2 separate regions of the Homo sapiens genome follow, and region 2 is linked to region 1. The links are chromatin contacts, found by Hi-C or POLR2A ChIA-PET in ENCODE. All regions are on one chromosome and are shown on one strand. The core of a region is the stretch at or near the end of the contact, and the rest is flanking DNA. Distances in the headings are between cores, read along the strand shown. Region 1 holds the start of PPM1J-DT (PPM1J divergent transcript). Region 2 has its middle 15 kb from the start of NUTF2P4.

The links. Hi-C counts contacts between places; a loop is a spot of excess contacts on that map. ChIA-PET counts read pairs that join two places held with the same protein, here RNA polymerase II (POLR2A). Pooled maps may share reads with other maps.
Region 2: POLR2A ChIA-PET joins it to region 1 with 14 read pairs in MCF 10A. The contact joins the enhancer-like site here to the promoter of PPM1J-DT in region 1. A Hi-C loop is called at or near these places in 2 of 168 maps with a recorded cell type or tissue (K562 and endothelial cell of hepatic sinusoid), 7 of 37 single-sample maps with no recorded cell type and 5 of 50 pooled maps. POLR2A ChIA-PET finds 5 or more read pairs at or near these places in 3 of 52 experiments (H1, K562 and MCF 10A).

The regions. Positions count from the first base shown.
Region 1 is chr1:112,714,164-112,716,864 of GRCh38, reverse strand. It overlaps PPM1J-DT (PPM1J divergent transcript), which reads right to left and starts at 1,254. Exons shown (of 2, transcript XR_947714.4): 1 at 1,102-1,254; 2 at 1-414. It overlaps PPM1J (protein phosphatase, Mg2+/Mn2+ dependent 1J), which reads left to right and starts at 1,533. Exons shown (of 10, transcript NM_005167.7): 1 at 1,533-1,889. The coding sequence starts at 1,564. RefSeq lists enhancers at 1,184-1,478, 2,443-2,502 and a silencer at 1,193-1,982.
Region 2 is chr1:112,761,995-112,764,694 of GRCh38, reverse strand. No RefSeq gene overlaps it. Among named protein-coding and RNA genes, the nearest start is that of NUTF2P4, 15 kb to the right of the region's middle. RefSeq lists an enhancer at 1,207-1,834. Within about 2 kb of position 1,439, at least 3 of the 41 ENCODE cell types and tissues checked have a DNase peak (open chromatin) inside an H3K27ac peak, as active enhancers do.

The sequences.
Region 1 (2,701 bases), core at 5-2,504:
TCTTTATTTGGAAGCTGCCAAGAAAGTCATCCCTTCTGGGGACACAGTTTAGCCTGGGGAACAAAGTGGTATGTGGTCAGGAAGCACCTGGCCGACAGAGCCCAGAAAAGTTCCAGCCGTGAACTGGGTGCCGTAGTCCCTGATGGCTACTTCCAACTTGCTTGAGGGCCACAACGGCGTTGTCCCCATTTGAGATGTGTGGATGGGTGGTGTCTGTGGATACCTAGCGATCAACTTTCTGATAGGAGGTTTAGAGACAGAGCTCTTGTGGCATCAGGTCAGTACCACCCTCTCCCAGAGGGGAGAAGTTAGGAAGAACGGGCAGCCAACCAGGCATTGGGCTCTGTCCTGGTCTTCCAGTGAGTGTGCTTTTACTCTTCTTAGGCAAGGGCTTAGCCTGGCCTCTGTCTCCCCCTGGCGGTAGACACAGAACTTGCTCAGCATTCCCGGACTGCTCTCAGCCCTGGCCCTAAGAGAAGGATGGGAGGGGAGGAACCCCCACTCCTCTCTCTGCCATTGATCTCCTTTCTAGCCCTTCCTCCCTGATCCGGAGAAGTAAGCTTGGTTCTTAAGACAGAGCAGGTTTGAATGTCAGGAGGCCGACATAGGTGTGAATCTTTCACTTGACCGTGTGACCTCCTGGGGCAAGTCACGGTAAAATGACAGGAAGCGTCCCGTCCTGCCTCATCCGTGAAACTGACAGAAAAAAAACCATCTTGAAGGATTGGTGTGCAGTATAAATAACCTAATACTGTATGGAACGTGCTTTGTAAAGGGTCTAGTATGCAGTACTTCTTCAATAAATAGTATTTGTTATGTTGTTATTATCCTATTAATAGCTTGTCCTGCTGTGGTCAGGGAAGGTCTGCATTGTGGGAAAGACCTGGGTTCTGAGAGAGAAAGGAGGGTGGGAGTAGCAACCGCTCTCCCAGATCTAGAGGTGGTCTTCACGGGGAACAGCGCATCAGGAGCCCAGGAATCTACCCCGGCTCCTGATTCCGGGGTGGTCGGCTGCAGCCTGCGTCATTAATCCCGCAACCCCACCCGGTACCAGCTTGCCCGCTCTCGCTCCAGCAGCCCCATCCAGAGGTGGTGTCACACCTGGCGCCTCATACCCAGCGGCTCCCAAGCGCCTGTTTTGCTCTGAGGTCATTAGCTCCATGGCTCTCTGGGCTGGCTGGCCACACCGAACCGAGAGCGAGGAGACCGCACCCCCTTGTCCCTCAGCCCCCGTCACAATGGAGACATTCTAGCTGTGTCTAATCTAGCGCACGGCTGAAATAAGGTTTCCTTCTCTCCGCCCCCTTCCCACAGCAACAGAACCTACCCCTAAGAAACGGAGGCGGGGCCAAGCCGGAATGGGGCGGGGCAGAGGCCGGGGACCCGTGGGCCGGTTCCTGGGGTGGCCCAGAGCAAGGGCAAGTTTCGCCCGGGACCCGCCCAGCTGGCCGGGAGCCAGTAGCAGGGAAGGGCCGGCTGGCGCGAGCACCGCCCACGCGGAGCCATGGGGGCGGGGCCTGGGCGGGGGCGGGGCCGCGGCCGAGGGCGGGGCAGGGAGGCAGCATGCTAAACCGGGTGCGCTCGGCCGTGGCGCACCTGGTGAGCTCCGGGGGCGCTCCGCCTCCGCGCCCCAAATCCCCGGACCTGCCCAACGCCGCCTCGGCGCCGCCCGCCGCCGCTCCAGAAGCGCCCAGGAGCCCTCCCGCGAAGGCTGGGAGCGGGAGCGCGACGCCCGCGAAGGCTGTTGAGGCTCGAGCGAGCTTCTCCAGACCGACCTTTCTGCAGCTGAGCCCCGGGGGGCTGCGACGCGCCGATGACCACGCGGGCCGGGCTGTGCAAAGCCCCCCGGACACGGGCCGCCGCCTGCCCTGGAGCACAGGCTACGCCGAGTGAGCGCCCCCTGGGGCACCCAAACCAGGATGGGGCTCCCACCCCTCTCCCCAGCTCCGCATCCCCGGCGCTAGGACGCGTTCCCCACGCCGCGTCCGGGCCAGGAGCTCCCTTTTCCGTGGACCTTTGCTATCCTCTGGTCTTCGGGCCGCACCCCCTCCCAACCCATTTTCCAGTGGGGGGCAGCCTGTGTCACCTTCTTCACGTCCTTCCCGCTCATTGACTGCCCTCGCCCACGCCGCCTCAGGACCCTGTTCTGCCCCAGAGCCCGGAGGGCGGAGAGCCCGGCGAAGGATGAGTTGGCCAGTTCCCCGTCGCGGCCCGGCAGCTTAAAGGCTAAGGGAAAAGGGGTTTCACGAAGGAGCGGGGTTCTTTTTAATAGGGGACATAGCGGTTGGGAAGACTCGCTCACCCGCTTCCCGGCTCCAGCGCCCCAGTTCCCTGTCCCTCTTACCGTAGTTCCCCTCCCCCTCCACACCCAGAAATAGCCCGCGACACCAGGAGGCCGCCAGCTTCCCCAGGAGCGGGGAGGGGGACGCCCGGGGTAGAGGAGGGTCCCATTTAGATGCCCTTCAGCCTGCCAACTCGTGCTGGCCTGGCAAAGAAGCGGACCCCCTGCCCGGAGCGGCCGGCTGGCCCCCGGGCTGTGTGTATTTTAAATGCATCTGCCGGGAACGCAGAGCACCGAGGGAGATGGGGGCGCTCAGTTCGCTGAGGAAGGTGGCTGGTGGCCCATGGACCCACCACCACCTCCCTTAGCCTCCTGTGTGGGAGGAGTTTATGGGTATGTGGCTCCTGCCCAGTCCAGGTG
Region 2 (2,700 bases), core at 190-2,689, 48 kb before region 1:
ATGTAGAGCTTGGTATGGTGGCTCATGCCTGTAATCCCAGCACTTTGAGAGGCTGAGGCAGGAGGATCACTTGAGTCCAGGAGTTCAAGACTAGCTTGGGCAGCATGGCAAAACCCTGTCTCTACAAAAAATACAAAAATTAGCTGGGCATGGTGGTGCACACCTGTGGTCCCAGCTACTCGGGAGGCTGAGGTGGGAGAATCACTTGGACCCAGAAGGCGGAGGCTGCAGTGAGCCAAGATCATGCCACTGCACTCCAGCCTGGGCAGCAAAGTGAGACCCTGTCTCAAACAAACAAACAAACAAAAAACAAAAAAAAGAAAGAAAGAAAAAGAAAATATGGTATATATACACCATGGAATACTAGTCCGCCATAAAGAAGAACAAATAATGTCTTTTGCAGAAACTTGGATGAAGCTGGAGGCATTATTCTAAGTGAAGTAACTCAGGAATGGAAAAGCAAATACCTTATGTTCTCACTTACAAGTGGGAGCTAAGCTATGGATACACAAAGGCATAAAGAGTGGTATAATGGACTTTGGATACTCAGAATGGGGAGAATGGGAAGTGGGTGAGGGGTAAAAAAACCACATACTGGGAACACTGTACACTACTCAGGTGATAGATGCACTAAAAACCGAAGTCTGCTTCACCAAAATACAATTCATCCATGTAACTAAAAACCACTGTACCTTAAAAGCTATTGAAATTGTAAAAATGAAAGACTGGAGTGAGAGCTTGGACGGCTATTTTCAGGTCCCACCCCATATTCCCAGTGCCTACTGCATTCCATCTTGTGAGGCCTCTGTCCTCCTTGTGCAGGGGCAGCCCAGCACAGACCACTTCATTTGCCTCTTCAAAAAGGGAAACCCCAAGCCAGCGCCACCTCTCATCCTACTGACTCTCCTCTGAGATCAGGCCCTTTTGTTGTTGATCCTGAGTCGTTTTTACCCTCACGAGTCATGTGTGTCCTTGAGGTTGCTCTTTACAAAATTCAGGGAGTAACTCCCTTTCCCCCTGCGTACCTGCAGCATTTTTTTTTTTTTTTTTTTTGAGACAGAGTCTTGCTCTGTCGCCCAGGCTGGAGTGCAATGGTGCGGTCTCAGCTCACTGCAACCTCTGCCTCCCAGGTTCAAGCAATTCTCCTGTCTCCGCCTTCCGAGTAGGTAGAATTACAGGCATGCGCCACCACGTCTGGCTAATTATTGTATTTTTAGTAGAGATGGGGTTTCACAATGTTGGCCAGGCTGGTCTCCAACTCCTGACCTCAGGTGATCCACCCGCCTCAGCCTCCTGAAGTGTTGGGATTACAGGCGTGAGCCACCGCGCTGGCCACTGCAGCATTTTTCTGGCCCTCGACAGCTCTGTGTCTGTGACTCTTCTATTCTCTCCTTTCTCCCTCTCTAGAGGCTAATTGACATGCACAGACATGTTCTTCAGGGTTGTGTCCTCAATGTTAAAAAATGTGAATGGCAAGTAAGATTTCTAGTCTGAAGTTTATCCTTTGAAGTCTTTTAACAAGTCACCAGGGATTGAGAGGGGCGCAGAGATGGGGCCTGAGAGCTGTTGCTGCTTCCAGGAAAGGGATGGAATGCCCCCACAGTTCCCAGACAACCCCTGAGAAATTCCTTCAGAGATTTCCTCTGATGCTTTTCTGGAGACCTTTCCAAGAATGCTGGAGAATGCAGGCTTCTTAATCCATAGAGAGACCACAGTAAGTAGAGACTCTCAGAGCTCTACTTACACGCAGCCACGCCACACATGCTCAGCTCCCACACAGGGCATTTACCTCCAAGCACTCACACAGAGGTCTGTGCTCACACCCAGCTCCCAAGCCAGAAGCATGAAAACAAGAGCTATCTACAGCCTGCCTACAACATGTGATGCTATTACATACCTTGTTCTCAAATCATGACACTAATTCTGTATAGTAGGAATTATTAATTACCTTTTCACGGATGAAATTGGCTGAGGAATGTGAAGTCGCTTGCCTAAAGTCACAGAGCCGGCAAGTGGCAGAACCAGATTCCAGTCCCAAGTGAATCTGTTCCTTCTGCTGTGCCAAGCTGACTTCCGGTGCAGCCAGCAGCTGGGCCCTAACAGGATCAGTTAGTGTGAAGAGCACCCAGCCTCATGGATTTCCAGAGAAGGAGCTCTTTTCCTCTGTCAGGTAATTGGATTTTCTGCAGAAGGGAATCTTGGTGCTTAAATAAGTTTGATCAATGATTTACACCCTCTCTCTCCTCCCTCTTCCACTTGCAGGAATTGAATTTTGATTGAAAAATAAGCTTTAACCATTCACTTCATTCGTCACTGAAAATTGCTTCAGTCAAATGGCAGAGAAAACAGCCAAAGATAAACGTGGAGCTGAACCACTTCCTTCAGCCTCTCACCCAGCCCGGGGAGAGCTCCTATAGCACCCATGGAACAGCAACCTTAAAAACCACAAAGTACCACTTCTACCAGCTGGCAGCAGTTACACTAAATTTGTCTAAGTAAAGATAGTTTCATCCAACTCTAGACTTGGGGAAGGTCATGTTTCAGAGATGAAAAAAACAGACATGATTGTTTAATTCACGTAGGGAAAGAAGAAGCACTTTACACATGTTATCCACACCTGGCCTTCCCAAGCTGCCTCTCCAGAAATCCTAGGATGGAAGAAACGAAATGCATCTATCCAAGTGGCTGGTATTAGAGAAA